2 separate regions of the Homo sapiens genome follow, and region 2 is linked to region 1. Evidence: read pairs that join two places in POLR2A ChIA-PET (ENCODE). Cell type or tissue: PC-3. All regions are shown on one strand. Links, peaks and the distances in the headings refer to the core of each region. The heading gives the core; the rest is flanking DNA.

Region 1 (8,003 bases), core at 1,907-6,906:
TTAAACCTGTTAATTTGTCAGGGAGGTGCAGTTATGAGTGATTTTTTTTTTTCTTTCAGGATTATGTTACTAGGGCAATAAAAGGAGAAAAAACTAAAAAACACTGTAATTCTGAAGATCATTTAAACTTTTCTTAGTAATGCAGGATCATCATTAAAAGTATTAGTAGTTGGCTGGGCACGGTGACTCACAGCTGTAATTCCAGCACTTTGGGAGAAGGGTGGATCACTTGAGGTTAGGAGTTTGAGACCAGTCTGGGCAACATCTCCACAAAAAATAAAAAAATTAGACAGGCATGGTGGCACACGCCTGTGGTCCTGGCTACTCGGGAGGCCAAGGCAGGAGAATTACTTGAGCCAGGGAGTTTGAGGCTGCAGTGAGCTATGATCACGTTACTGCACTCTGGCCTGGGTGACAGAGGAAGACCTTGTCTCAAAAAAAATAAAAAAAAAAGAGTCAGTTTTCTTGTTGGAACATGGTTTCCAAACTCTGCTAATTATCAAAATTACTGGTAGAACTTTCCTTCCATACCTCTATTTCCTCATTGTTAAAATTAGAATAAAATTCTGGGTTCTTCCTCTAGAGCAGTGCTTCTCAAACTTTCAGGTAACAAACAAATCACCGGAGAATCTTGTTAAAATATAGTTCTCATTCAGTAGGTCTGGGGTGTGACTTGAGATTCTGGCATTTCTTTCTTTCTTTTTTTTTTTGAGACGGAGTTTCAGTCTTGTTGCCCAGGCTGGAGTGCAGTGGTGCAATCTCGACTCACTGCAACCTCTGCCTCCTGTGTTCAAGCGATTCTTCTGCCTCAGCCTCCTGAGTAGCTGGGACTACATGCAGGCACCACCATGCTCGGCTAATTTTGTATTTTTAGTAGAGACAGGGTTTCTCCATGTTGGTCAGGCTGGTCTTGATCTCCTGACTTCAGGTGATCCACCTGCCTCGGCCTCCCAAAGTGCTGGGATTACAGGCGTAAGCCTCTTCACCTGGCCAAAATTCTGCATTTCTAATAAGCTCTTAGGTGATCATATTTTGAATAGCCAGTCCCCAAACTTCTCATACATTAGATATGGGTTGGGCCTATTATGAACATTACCCAGCTTATTCATTTGCCTGATGAATCAGTTTTGATCCATGTCCTCTAATCAATGCTATAGTGTAATAATGCCTGTTAATGTCTTAGAGCATATGGGTTGTTTTTTGATGTGCAATACCCCACTGTGCCTGCTTTTTAAAGTTCCCTTAAATCTCTTCATAGTCTTTCCTTTTGCTGTTGTAGTCTTTTAGTGCATCTAGTCGGCTGTGGGCATAGATACTTTGTCATTAAGGCCTTCACTGTTCACTCTATTAAAATTGTAATGTCTCCCCCTACTGCTGTCCTCCTTAACTGCTTCATTTTTCTCTAGGCTTTTTACCTGCTAGCATGCTATATATCTTCCTTATTTTGTTTCTTGTATATCTCCCTCAACTAGAGTAAGAGAACAGTTCACTGCTTTATCCCCAGCACCTAGATTAATCAATATACAGCATACAAATGGATCTCAGTAAATATTCATTGAAAGAATAAATGAAATGCCTCATAACAAAAGAAAATAGACACTGTTTAAAGGCTTGAGCATTTTATAGTATGTAAATACATGAACCCTATAGTTTATGGATTCTATAGCCTGGATCTGTTCTGTGTCCTTTTGTACATATTCCCATAAGCTATGTTCTAAAGAGAGGTGACTGCCATATAATTAAACTGCTGTAATTTTTAAAATTCGATAAGAATTAACTTTAAATTTTTTTAGTATGAATAGTAGTTTATAAATTGTAAAGGATATAAATTTTTCTCACTTTTTTATTAGATAGAACAGATAATATGTCCATCTTACAGATGGAAGGAGGCTGATGCCTAAAGTAGTTAAGTGTGAGTTCACAGAACTAGCAAGTATCAAAGATAGGAGAAAAGTCTTCTTCCAGCATTTTTTAGATAATGAAAAGATTCTAATATCGCATTTTACAATAAATTCAAAGCAAAGGGTTTTGTCAAATGAATGCCACCATAATTTTTATAAGTGGCCACAAAATTCATGGTATTGTCATAGGTCAGTACTTGATACTTTTTAAAAATATATACATCTTTGTTGGCCATTGTATGTAATTCTTTTCATAGTTATAAAAAAGACATTTGAATAGGATAGCATTTATATAAAGGCCAAAACAGACAAATGTAATCTTTTGTGTTAGAAGTAAGGTTACTTCTGGAAAGGGTAGTAACTGGGAGGAGATGGAAAGGATTTCTTGTGTTGTGCTTAGCAATGTTGTTTCTTGAACCAGGTATAGTTATACATAGATACACTATAAAAGTTCATTGGCCTATATACTTATAATTTTGCATTTTCCTCCCCATGCTGTCTTATACTTCAGCAAAAAATTTTACTTTAAAAAATTTTTAAATAATGATTTAGGCTATAGGCATTTTATATGTGTTTATTTCTTCTTGCTGCAGCTGCAGAACTTTAAATATTTTAAAAATTAATCTCTTCATTTGGCTTTTTAAAATTCAGACATGTGGAAGTAGTGAGTAGGTAGTGATTTTATAATTTTATATTTTAAAAATATTTAACAATTTTTCTTTTTCCTCAGCAAAGAAAGAATAATAAGAAGGTGCGAGTAACAGTGAAACCCCATTTGCTATACAGAGTAAGTTTCCTATCAAAGAATTCAGAGTTGTTGCTTTCACTTTGAATGCATGGAAGGAGCAAAGATGTTTTCAGTATATTAGTATGAAAATTTTTTTGTTTATTATAATTAATAGCTTTCTTCTCTTCAGCCTTTAGAACAGCAACATGGAGTCATTCCTGATCGGGATGCAGAATTTTGTCTTTTTGACCGTGTTGTAAATGTGAGAGAAAACTTCTCAGTTCCAGTTGGCCTTCGAGGCACCATCATAGGAATAAAAGGAGGTAATATCCTAATACTTGAAATGTCTTCAACGTAATTTATATTGTAAAGTAATAAACAGGCTTGTCTGTTTTTTATATCTAACCAGAAAGTGACTATAAATCAGGAACAAACAATCTTTTTATGTTTTAGTTAAATTTTTTTTAGGTTATACTTTTCAGAGAAAAAAAAATCTCTTCTGTTTTTTATTGTATAATCTGGAAAGAGATTAAAAGGAGAAACTGAGAAGGGGCTGCTGAGAATTTAGTAGTTTTATATCACATTAAAATTATGCAAGATCTTGGTGAGCATACATATGTTTTCATGAAACTGATAATTTTCATTGCTTCTCCTGAGTTTCATTGCTCAGAGCTTTATTTTCATTGTAATCACTTATTTTCTGAGATTAAATTTCATTGTAATCACTTAGTTTCTGAGATTAAATATATATTACGTTAGTTACAGTTAAAAGACTTGAAAATTAAATGTGTATATTAATTTGGACTTTATGAATACAACTAAATTACATATATAAAATAGACCTATCAATCTGTTGCACAACAGTGTGCATACAGTTCACATTACTGTACCATACGCTTAAAAGTGGCTAAGATGGTGAAAAAAAAAATCAGAGAAGGGGGAAAATAAGGAAGCAGCAGCTAAATATCTGAATGTGCCCCCAAAGATATTCCTGGAATAACCAGCTTTATAGCATAGATTCAAAAAAAGTTAGTGCCAGCATGAAGCAGCATCATGCACCCAGGAGTCAGTGTGCTGGCAGCACCATTCCTCTATATATATCCCAGGCACCGAACCTCTTGGTCTCACTATCCCAAAAGTAGGAAGAACAGACGGGCCACTAGCTGAAGAGAACTGCTTAATTAGTGCCAGCAATGTGCCAGGCACTAACATATTTTGCATTTAACCCTCACTATCACCCAAGGGGTGGGTGTTATTTCCTCACCTGATAAGTTAAGTAATCTTCCTGTGTTTACATAGATAAGTGGCAGAGCTGGGATTTGAACTCCTTCCCCTGATTCCTACCTAAATTTGAACAGTGGTTCTGTACATTTTCCATTTGTAGATCCTCTTTGAATCTTCCTGCCCACATAACTAAAAGAATTTTCTTCCCTAATTTTTTTGTTTACTTTTTTGGAAGACTCACTATTGTTAAAATGTCAGTGAAATCAGTTGCTTTGATTTATACAGTCAAAGAAATCCCAATCAAGATCCCAGCAGCCTGTTTTGTAGAAATTGATAAGCTGGTTGTAAAATTTATTTAAAAAGCAAAGGCTCTAGACTAACCAGAAAAAATTGAAAAAGAAGGACAAAGTTGGAGAATTTACCCTACCTGATTTCAAAACTTTACAAAGCTAGAGTAAAATTTACAAAGCTAGAGTAAACTTTACAAAGCTAGAGTAAACTTTACAAAGCTAGAGTAAACTTTACAAAGCTAGAGTAAACTTTACAAAGCTAGAGTAAACTTTACAAAGCTAGAGTAAACTTTACAAACTAGAGTAAAATTTGCACTGAAAAACGGTGTGAATTAATATGAAGATGACATATAGATCAATGGAATATAATTAGAGTCCCGAAATAGACCCAAACCTGTATGGTCAATTGATTTTACAACAATGTGCCAGGATAATTTGATGAAGAAGGGATAATGTCTTTAACAAATGGTGCTGTCCCCGTTAGTATAGTGGTGAGTAATAAGAAAAAAAATGTAATTTAATTTAAAAATCGTGCTGTATATATTGAGGACTTGTTTAGTGTAAAAGAAAAAAAATGGTGTTGGAACAATTAGACACCATATGCAAAAAAAAAAAATCCACAACTCCTTACCTTACATCTTCTATAGAAATTAGCTCAAAATGAATTGAAGACATAAATGTAAGAGCTAAAATTATAGAACTTTTAGGAGAAAATCTTAATAACCTAGAATTCGGTAACGATATCTTAAATAACACATAGAGAGTCTGAAAGAAAATTGCCAGCCTGGTGCCGTGGCTCACACTTGTAATCCCAACACTTTGGGAGGCCAAGGCGGGAGGATTGCTTGAGCCCGGGAGTTTGAGACCAGCCTGGGTAACAACGTGAAACTCTGTCTTTACTAAAAAAATTTTTTTTAATTAGCCAGGCATAGTGTTGTGCACCTGTACTCCCAGCTAATCAGGAGGGTGAGGTGGGAGAATCACTTGAGCCCAGGAGATCGGAGATGCAGTGAGCCATGATTGCACCACTGCACTCCTGCCTGGTTGACAGACTGAGACCCTGTCAAAAAAAGAAAGAGAGAGAGAGAGAAAAGGAAGAAAGGAAGGGAGGGAGGGAGGGAAGGAGGAGAAGAAGGGAAGAAAGAAAGAAAAGAAGGGAGGGAGAGAAAAAGAAAAGAAGAAAAGGCCGGAGCAGGAGGGAGGGAAGGAAAAAGAAAAGAAAAAGAAAAAGGCCAGGGGAGGGATGGAGGTGGGGGTGGGGGCGGGGGTAGGGGGGACGAAGAAAAAAAGGCCGGGCACTCATGCCTGTAATCCCAACACTTTGGGAGGCCAAGGCGGGTGGATCACTTGAAGTCAGGAGTTCAAGACCAGCCTGGCCAACATGATGAAATCCCGTCTCTACTAAAAATACAAAAATTAGAGACGGGCGCAGTAGCTCATGCCTGTAATCCCAGCACTTTGGGAAGCCAAGGCGGGCGGCTCACAAGGTTAGGAGTTTGAGATTAGCCTGGCCAATATGGTGAAACTCTGTCTCTACTAAAAATACAAAAATTAGCCAGGCATGGTGGTGCATGCCTGTAATCCCAGCTACTTGGGAGGCTGAGGCGGAAGAATCACTTGAACCTGGGAGGCAGAGGTTGCAGTGAGCCGAGATCATGCCACTGCACTTTAGCCTGGGCGACAGATCGAGACTCCATCTCAAAAAATATATATACAAAAATTAGCCAGGAATGGTGGCCGGCACCTGTAATCCCAGCTACTCAGGAGGCTGAGGCAGGAGAATCTCTTGAACACAGGAGGTGGAGGTTGCACTGAGCTGAGATCACACCACTGCACTCCAGCCTGGGCAACAGAGCAAGACTCTGTCTCAAAAAAAAAAAAAAAAAAAAAAAGAGAGAAAAAGAAAAGAAACAAAGAGAAAATTGCTACTTTAGACTTCATCGAAATTAAAAAAAAAAAAAACTCTCTTCAAAAGACACCATTACAGAAATGAAAAGGCAAATATTAGCAAAACATAAATCCAACAAAATGCTTTTATTTAGACTATATAAAAGTTTTTTTACAACTTAACCCAATTTTTAAAATGATCAAAATAGCTGAACAGATATTTTACCCCAGAAGATACATGGATGGCAAATAAGCATATGAAAAGATGCTCAACATCATTCGTTGTTAGGGAAATACAAATTAAAACCAAATAAGATATTACCACATACAGACTAGAAAGACTTGAATTTAAAAGAGTGATTATACCAAGTGTTGACAATGATATAGGGCAACTAGAACTCTCCTATATTGCCAGTCGTAATGTAAAAGATAAAACCACTTTGGAAAGTAGTTTAGTGGGTTCTTTTTTTCTCCCCCCATTGGTGGGCTATCATGATGTAGGTAAGTCCTTAAAAAGTTAAACATACATCATAGCATAGGGCCCAGCCATCCCATTCATAGGTGGGTATTTACCCAAGAGAAATAAGGGCTTAAATCCACATAAAGCCTTGTTCATGAATCTTCATAGCAGCTTTATATGTATGTAATAACCAAAAACTAGAAATAATCTAAATCCCCATCAGCAGATGAATGGATAAACAAATTCTTGGATACATATGCAGTGGAATACTTCTCAGCTATAAAAAAGAAACAACTACTGATAGACACAACATAGGTGACTCTCAAAATAATTATGCTCGAAGAAGCCAGACAAACGAGGAATACACATTATATTATTTCATTTACATAAAATTCTACAAATGTAAAGTAACCTATGGTGACAGCAGAGTTTTAGTTGCCTAGATTAGGAGGATTCGGATTACAAAAGGACATGGAAAGTTTTGGAAGTGATTATCCTATTTATCATGGCTTTATGGTTAATTATGTATGTTAAAACTCATTAACTTGTATATTTCAGATATGTGCAGTGTATCATATGTCAGTTATACCTCAGTAAGGCTGTTTTGTTGTTGTTTGGTTTTTTTTTTTTTTTTTGAGACGGAGTCTCGCTCTGTCGCCCAGGCTGGAGTGCAGTGATGCAGTCTAAGCTCACTGCAAGCTCCACCTCCCGAGTTCATGCCATTCTCCTGCCTCAGCCTCCCAACTAGCTGGGACAACAGGCGCCTGCCACCATGCCTGGCTAATTTTTTTTTTTATTTTTTATTTTTAGTAGAGACGGGGTTTCACTGTGTTAGCCAGGATGGTCTTGATCTCCTGACCTCGTGATCCACCTGCCTCGGCCTCCCAAAGTGCTGGGATTACAGGCGTGAGCCACTGCACCCAGCCCAGTAAGACTGTTTTTTTTTTTTAAAAAAGTACATGCCCTAAGACTCAGCAGTTTTCACTTTTAACCTAGGGAACATTCACCTGCATAAAGGACACATTTGCATGTTCATTGTAGCATTGTTTATAATAGCAAAAGTTAGAAATCACCTAAATGTTTATTGGCAGGAGAGTGGATAAATTATTGTATACCCATAGATGGGATACTATATATCCAGAAAACTGAATGCACATGTTTACGTGGGTGAATCTCACAAATATAATGTTGAAAGAAAAATAAGTTGCAAAATAATATATTCTCTATGATATCATGTATATGTTTCAAAACTTGCAAAACAATACTATGTATTATTCATAGATACATATGTATGTAGTAGAAGTATAAAGAAACATAAGGAATCATAACTGCCAAATTGAAGATAATGTTACCTAGTTGGGAATTGGGACAATAATGATCCTCTAAGGCACTGGTATTCTGTTTCTTAGCTTATATAATGTTCCTTATATTAATATTATGCCATTGTTCATATCCTGAATATTTTATATCATATCTAGAATTTTATAATAAATACTTCCAAACACTCCAAAAAC
Region 2 (7,899 bases), core at 2,870-7,869, 150 kb before region 1:
GTTGTCACCTGAACAGTGTTCACAGCATTTTGAGTGGAACCACAGTAGATTCCATCTCCAGAAACCACTTTCTTTGCTTATAAAAAGCAACTCCTCGTCCATTCAGGTTTTATCATGAGAAGGCAGTAATTCAGTCCTATCTTCAGGCTCCACTTCTAACTCTAGTTTTCTTGCTGTTTTTATCACATCTCTAGTTACTTCCTCCACTGAAATTTTGAGCCTCTCAGAGTTATCCAGGAGGGGTTGGAATCAACTTCTTTCAAACTCCTGTTAATGTTGATAGATATTTTGACTTCTCATGAATCATGAACGTTCTTAATGATATCTAGAATAGTGAATTCTTTCCAGAAGGTTTTCAGTTTACTCTGCCCAGATCCATCAGAGGAATTACTATCTGTGGCCGCTATAACCTTATAAAATGTATTTCTTAAGTAATAAAACTTGAAAGTCAAAATTACCCCTTGATACACGGGCTGCAAAATGGATGTTGTGTTAGCAGGCACGAAAACAACATTAATATCCTTGTATAGCTCCATCAGAGCTCCCAGGTGACAGGTACATTGTCAATGAGCAGTAATATTTGGAAAGGAATCTTTTATTGTGACCAGTAGGTCTCAACAGTGAGCTTAAAATATTCAGTAAACCATGCTGTAAACAGATGTGTTGTCATTCAGGCTTTGTTGCTGCATTTATAGAGCACAGGCAGAGTAGATTTCACATAATTTTTTATTTTTAAATTTTTTTTACTTTTATTGTTCTAATTTTCAATTTTTATGGGTATATAGTAGACGCATATATTTAGATTTAGCCTAATTCCTAACAGCCCTAGGATGTATGGAATCGTCAATGAGCATTGGCTTCAATTTAAAGTCACCAATTGCATTAGCCCTTAACAAGAGAGTTATTAACCTGTCCTTTGAAGCTTTGAAGCCAGGCATTGACTTCTCCTCTCTAGCTGTGAAAGTCCTGGATAGCATCTTCTTCCAACAGAATAGAATGATTTTAGCTAGATCTTCTGGATAACTTGCTGCAGCTTCTCTATCAATAGTTGCTTCTTCACCTTACACTTTTATGTTATAGAGACAGCTTCTTTTCCTTAAACCTCATGAAGCAACCTCTGTTTGCTTCAAACTTTTTGGGTTTTTTTTTGTTTTTTAAGAAGCGCCCCTTGAGTTGTATCACTTCAAACTTTTTTTCTGCAACTTATTCTCCTCTCTCAGATTTCATAGAATTGGAGAGAACTAGGGCTTTTCTTTGGATTAGGCTTTGGCTTAAGGGAATGTTGTGGCTAGTTTGATCTTTTATCCAGACCACTAAAACTTTCTCTATATCAGAAATAAGACTGTTTCTCTTTCTTATATTTGATGTATTCATTGGAGTAACACTTTTAATTTCCTTCAAGAACTTTTTCTTTGCATTTATACTTGGCTGTTAGGTGCAAGACACCTAGCTTTTGGCTTGTCTAGGTTTTTGACATGCCTTCTTCACTAGGCTTAGTCATTTCTAGCTTTTGATTTAAAGTGAGAGATGTGCGATTCCTCCTTTCATATGTATACTTAGAGGCCACTGTAGGGTCATTAATTGGCCTAATTTCAATATTCTTATGTCTTTGGAAATATGAAGTCCCAAAGAGAGTGAGGGGGATGGAACGGCTGGTCAGAACACACACCACATTTATCGATTAGGTTCACTGTCTTATATGGGCACAGTTTGTGGAGCCCCAAAGCAATTACAACAGTAACATCAAAGATCACTGATCATATATCACTATAACAGATATAGTAATAATGAAAAAGTTTGAAATATTTTGAGAATTACCGAAATGCGACATAGAGACATGAAGTGAGCATATGTTGTTGGGAAAATGGCACTGATAGATTTACTGCATGCATAGTGGCCACAAACCTTCTATTTCTAAAAAAACAAACAGACAAAAAAAACAGCATCCATGAAGCATAAATAAAGCGAAGTGCAATAAAATGAGTTATGGCTGTATTTTTATAACTAAGATATGTAGAACATTGACGAATATAAAGCGTTATCTGCTTCACTGTGGACTTACAAATGTAAAATATGTATTTGTAGGAGTTGCTTTCTATTTATGACTGTAGAGAGATGGAGACCAACGGCCCAGGTCACCAATTGTGGAGGAGATTTCCTGAGCATGTTCGGGAAATACTAGAACCTCATCTAAATACCAGGTATGTAGGCTTATTTAATGTATTTTCATAAAATTGTTTTTAATTATATAAAAATAATGCGATTTTTTTGGCCGGGTGCAGTGGCTCACGCCTGTAATCCCAGCACTTTGGGAGGCTGAGGCGGGCGGATCACGAGGTCAGGAGTTCGAGATCAGCCTGACCAACATGGTGAAACGCCATCTCTACTAAAAATACAAAAATTAGCCGGGCGTGGTGGTGCACATCTGTAATCCCAGCTACTTGGGAGGCTGGGGCAGGAGAATCACTTGAACCCAGGAGGCAGAGGTTGCAGTGAGCCGAGATTGTGCCATTGCACTACAGCCTGGGTGACAGAGCGAGACTTTGTTTGGAAAAAAAAAAAAAAATTAATGTGATTTTTGATATAGTTTTTTAACATTAAAAGTGTTTTAGTATCTCCTCATGTATATTTTTCACTATGATTTATGCTTATAATTTGTCTAGATGAGAAGTGCAGTCTGCTCATTGGGTTAAATTCTACAACTTTAAATATTCAGATAAATTTATTGAAGTTAAAAGGATTGATTTTTTTAAAAGTTCAATGGTCGGTAGTAAATTGAAAGAATATACTTTAAGCTGAATGTGAGTTGAATTCTTTGATAGGTATAAGTAATACAGAAATTTAAAGTTTAAAGCTAGTCAGAAAGCCTTTAGTAGGCCCAATTAAAGATTTTCATTACTCCCAATTTCTCCTCATGAATATATTTTCACCCTCTGCTTTTAAAAAAATGTATTTAATCTCTTAAAAAATTTAAATGACTTTGTTAGGACTGACGAAATATGCAAGATGACATGCAAATACATGAAGCATTTTATATGAAAAAAATCCATACAACTATAAATTATTTCTATTTAGAAACTACTTTTTGGTACCCTAGGTACACATGCATATTAGATACTTGACTTTGGACAAATAACTTCTTTGAACCTTAGAAAGTGCCTAGACTTATACTAACAGTCTTTATAAAAGCCCAGAGGTATGCATATTTATTTCCTAGATAATTTTTTATACTTAGAAATCTTTTAAACATCATTTTATGTCTTATGACTAGCATTATTAAAGAAGTGATTATTTAGCATTATTATTATTAGCCTTATTAAAGAAGAATTATTACTGTTATTATTATTATTTTTGAGACAGAGTCTCACTCTGTTGCCCAGGCTGGAGTGCAGTGATGCGGTATCAGCTCACTGCAGCCTCTACCTCCTGGGTTCAAGTGATTCTCCTGCCTCAGTCTCCCAAGTAGCTGGGATTACAGGCGTGCACCGCCATGCCTGGCTACTTTTTGTATTTTTAGTAGAGATGAAGTTTCATCATATTGGCCAGGCTGGTCTCCTGGCCTTAAGTGATCTGCCTGTCTGGGCTTCCCAAAGTGCTGGGATTGCAGGCATGAGCCATCACACCTGGCCACTATTAGCATTATTTAAAAAGTAAAGTTAAAGACTAAAGTTAAAATTTGGATTTTCATTTTTGAGGACTCCATACTTCCCCCATTTTCTTAGTCTGTATTTTGTATAGCACCTGTAGATGTCAAAGAATTTCTGTAATCTACTGGAAAGTTTATGACCTTTGTAGTCACACAGGCTTAGGTTTGATTGTTGGCTTTGCATTTGCTAGCTCTGAAGTCTTGGGCAAGTTATTTAACATTTCCAGGTTTTAATTTTTTAATTTTGAAAACATGGATAATTTTACCCACTTTGTATGATTATTGTTAGGAATAAAGGAGATAATATTAAAAGTACTTAGCAAAGTGCCTGATATTTAGTTGACACTCAATAATAAATGCTTATTCAATCCTAGCTTGCTTAATAAGTTCTTTGTTTTTGGGGGGAGAATTTGTGAGGTTGGCTATCATATACTTCATAAGAAGTAGAAGCCAACATTTCTGCCTACTTGTCATGTTTTTCATAGGAAGCAACTTTTAAGTGGTCTTTTAAAAGTAGATCTTAACAAAGCAATGGAAATTCTTTTGGTCTTTAGCTTTTATACCTGAGCAGTTAGAATAACCTCTCGAATGGTTCCTCAATGATGGAAGTTAGGAGATTTACCTAGTTGGGATCTGCTTATTGAAATTGGAGCCACATAAAATTAAGAGGTTGATAGAGTGCGTTTTCAATAGCGTTGATTCCCTTTTGTATGAAAAACTAAAATACCAGGTTAGCCTGTAGCTCAATTTTATAGCTTGGACTGCTTGATATTTACTCCAGAGGACCTAGGGAAATATGGAATTTCTTAAAAGCATATTCATATTTTTGCTGCCTTTAAGTTATACTCCCTACTTTATGTTTTTTTTTTTTTTAATTTGGGCTCTTTATATATAATCACTAAATCTGGATTAAAGGATGGCTGTATTTGGGAGACTGAAATTTAGAACCAGATAGAACAACTGCAGTTCAAAATCACCATAGAAATAACTTTAGGAGAAAACATCAGGTTATGACTAGGCAGAGCCTGGCTTGTATCCCAGTATCAGTAGTTTTCTAGCTAAGTTTACTATAAATTTGATAAAAATCATCCAGAGAACTATACGCGTGATGATTCAAAATAGGGATTTGAATTTTTTCTCCTGGTTTAGTGTGATGGTTAACTGAGAGATTATTGGATTTTTCAACTGTTAGAAACTTGGAATACAGTGAAATATGTATATATATATATATATATATATTATTTGGGTATAAGACTTTGGGTATAGGGCATTTGTTATTTCCTAAGCTTTTATTGGTGATTTGAAAGAAACCCATGCCATTCAAAAAAATCCTACACACAGGTAGCCGTAAGATGAGAGCTGTGTGAACATGTTTAAATGTTAATGCTGAGGAACAAATAGAAAGGGTCATGTTGAAGTAATGTGAGAGAGAAGTGATAGTTGGTGTAGTAAGGACCCCAAGGAGCATCCGGAATGGGAGAGCCGTGGCCCTTATAGGGAATTATACTTAGAAGGAATAGATCTCTTTTTTTGCAATAGGGAAAGATAAAATAATGGATGGAACACAGCTAAGTTTACAGATTTCATTGCGGGAAGCAATGATTTTGTTTTTACTCTGTGAAGTAGGAGGTATAGGAGATGACCTCATTGGCTGAAAGTGGCAATGGAGTTGGTGTAGGTGACTTTAGGAGGGTGGTGATGGTTTGAAATAATCACTGGAAAACAGAAGAGAGCCAATAATGAAAACGTAGAAGGAATTCTGTAACTTTAGCGGCCCACTGACTTTGAAGACTAAGAATACATAGTAGTACTAATCTTATAAGTGGGTTAGTGATTTTCCTGTATCAGTGCAGTAGCCTGAGTATCATTTCAGTAAAGACAAATATTTAGACTGATTCAAGGTTGGGAGGTTAGCAGATGAATACCGCTGGAAAAGACAGTGTGGCAATGGAGTGGGTAGAGGATATTACCAAGAGAATGCTAGAAGTGAAGGACCATACAGACTAAGATGGTTGTGGAAAGAGGCAAAGAGACAGGGGTGTCATAGATCAGGAGAGCTTAGCAGGGTCACGGAACAGAAGATCTCAACAAGAGAGAATGGGTGTGCTGGAATAACTGGGTGAAAAAACTGGAAATTTAGGAAACTATGACCATACAATGAGATGTCTAAATAATTGATTTCAAAGTGAAGAAATTCTTTGAATTAGCATGGGAGCCCTGATAATTCCTGAGCCCTGATAAGTAGAGAAGAAAGTCATTGGAAACTTCTGAGCTTGATTAAGTGCTCCAGCTAGACACTGAAGTCACCCAGGATGATAATAACACTGGGAAGAAAGAAAACCCTGAGCAGTGTTCTAAAGTTATCAATGAGTTTGGTAATCAGTGTGTTGCATAGTTACCCATAATGAGGAGTAGAAAATGGTAGTATACCTGGGTGGCTTGAACTTCAAAGGAACAGGTTTTTCTTATATAAGAAGAGAGTTGGAAGGATCTGAGGAAGAGGAGGGGGCAGACTCAAATCCTTAGAAGTACTTTAGGTGTCCAAGAATGACCTACTTCACCCCTAAGAAGGATACTGGAAAAAGGTAAGCAGATTGCAGTAAAGGCAAGGCAGTACTGAGGTAGTCAACTGAAGGAGTTGCTGTAATTTACTAAAATTCTAAACAGGTGGATTTATCTTTTTAATAAACAAATTTTCAAAATTACAGATACAAGAGTTCTCAGAAGTCAACCGATTGGTCTGGAGTAAAGAAGCCAATTTACTTAAGTAAATTGGGTAGTAACTTTGCAGAATGGTCAGCATCTTGGGCAGGTTATCTTATTACAAAGGTAAGAAACCCTGTTCAGTTTGTTAACTGAATGGAAATTCTAAAGGAAACCAGAACATCTATCTGAATGCCTAGCACACACAATAATCATTGAAGTATTTGTGCTGATAATCATAGAAATTTTTGAAGAAAATGTTAACTAATAGAGAATAATAATTTCTCTGTAGTTACTAATAATAGCTTCTGAGTGAAAAGTAATTGTTTTACCAAGAAAATTACTATGGTCTTAATGTGTGTGTAAAATTACATTTATTCCTTTTATATTGTAAAATAATACTATGTAAAAGGATGTAAATGCTATGTCAGAGTTTTTTACATAATAAAAAGACATTCAATAAAGAGATATATTATACTCTAATAGCATTTCTAAAAGAAGTTATATTATCTGAACTTTCTCTAAAATAAAAATAAAGATTTTTACAATGAATTTTCATAGAAAAACAGGTATATTTCTATTTCCTTAATGAGAAATTTTTACATGCTGGATAGACAAAAGGTACTCTGTGTTCCAAGAAAATGTTTACAGTATATTTAAAATTTACAATTTTTGTTTTTAATTTACCTTTCTTTTTTTTTTTTTTTTTTTTTGTGACGGAGTCTTGCTCTTGCCACCCAGCCGGAGTGCAGTGGTGCGATCTCGGCTCACTGTAAGTCTCCGCCTACCGGGTTCAAGTGATTCTCCCGCCTCAGCCTCCTGAGTAGCTGGGATTACAGGCATGAGTCATCACACCCGGCTAATCTTTGTATTTTTTTTTTTTTTTCGAGACAGAGTCTCACTCTGTCGCCCAGGCTGGAGTGCAGTGGCGCGATCTCAGCTCACTGCAAGCTCCGCCTCCCGGGTTCATGCCATTCTCCTGCCTCAGCCTCCCAAGTGGCTGGGATTACAGGTGCCCACCACCACGCCCGGCTAATTTTTTTGTATTTTTTTAGTAGAGACGGGGTTTCACCGTGTTAGCCAGGATGGTCTCGATCTCCTGACCTCAGGTGATCTGCCCGCCTCTGCCCCTCAAAGTACTGGTATTACAGGCGTGAGCCACCGTGCCCCACCTTTAATTAACATTTCTGTTAGTGTTTTAAAATATCATTATACTAATTCGTAGTTAGTAACTTCAAGACATTTTCTTTTTTTTTGAGACGGAATCTCGCTCTGTCACTCAGGCTGGAGTGCAGTCTCGGCTCACTGCAACCTCCGCCTCCCGGGTTTAAGTGGTTCTCCTGCCTCAGCCTCCCGAGTATCTGGAACTACAGGCACCCGCCACCATACCAGCTAATTTTTGTGTGTGTTTTTTTTGTAGAGACTGGGTTTCACCATGTTGGCCAGGATGGTCTCGATCTCTTGACCTCGTGATCCTCCCACCTTGGCCTCCCAAAGTGCTGGGATTACAGGCGTGAGCCACCATGCCCGGCTGACATTTTCTTTTTTTA

What was found. ChIA-PET counts read pairs that join two places held together with the same protein. Peaks named below come from ENCODE experiments on the same cell type or tissue, not always from the same donor. Only the 100,000 strongest peaks of a DNase experiment are listed, where the experiment ranks them.
Region 2: POLR2A ChIA-PET joins it to region 1 with 5 read pairs; 3 of 35 experiments call an interaction of 5 or more read pairs at or near these places.

Annotation. Positions count from the first base shown.
Region 1 is chr3:142,359,995-142,367,997 of GRCh38, reverse strand. XRN1 (5'-3' exoribonuclease 1) reads left to right here. Exons shown (of 41, transcript NM_001282857.2): 28 at 2,632-2,688; 29 at 2,819-2,951. Among named protein-coding and RNA genes, the nearest start is that of XRN1, 84 kb to the left of the region's middle. In PC-3, for the core only: no CTCF peak of the experiment used is centred there; no DNase peak of the experiment used is centred there; H3K27ac peaks cover 1,031 bases.
Region 2 is chr3:142,513,971-142,521,869 of GRCh38, reverse strand. ATR (ATR checkpoint kinase) reads left to right here. Exons shown (of 47, transcript NM_001184.4): 24 at 2,086-2,201; 25 at 6,355-6,475. Among named protein-coding and RNA genes, the nearest start is that of ATR, 61 kb to the left of the region's middle. In PC-3, for the core only: no CTCF peak of the experiment used is centred there; no DNase peak of the experiment used is centred there.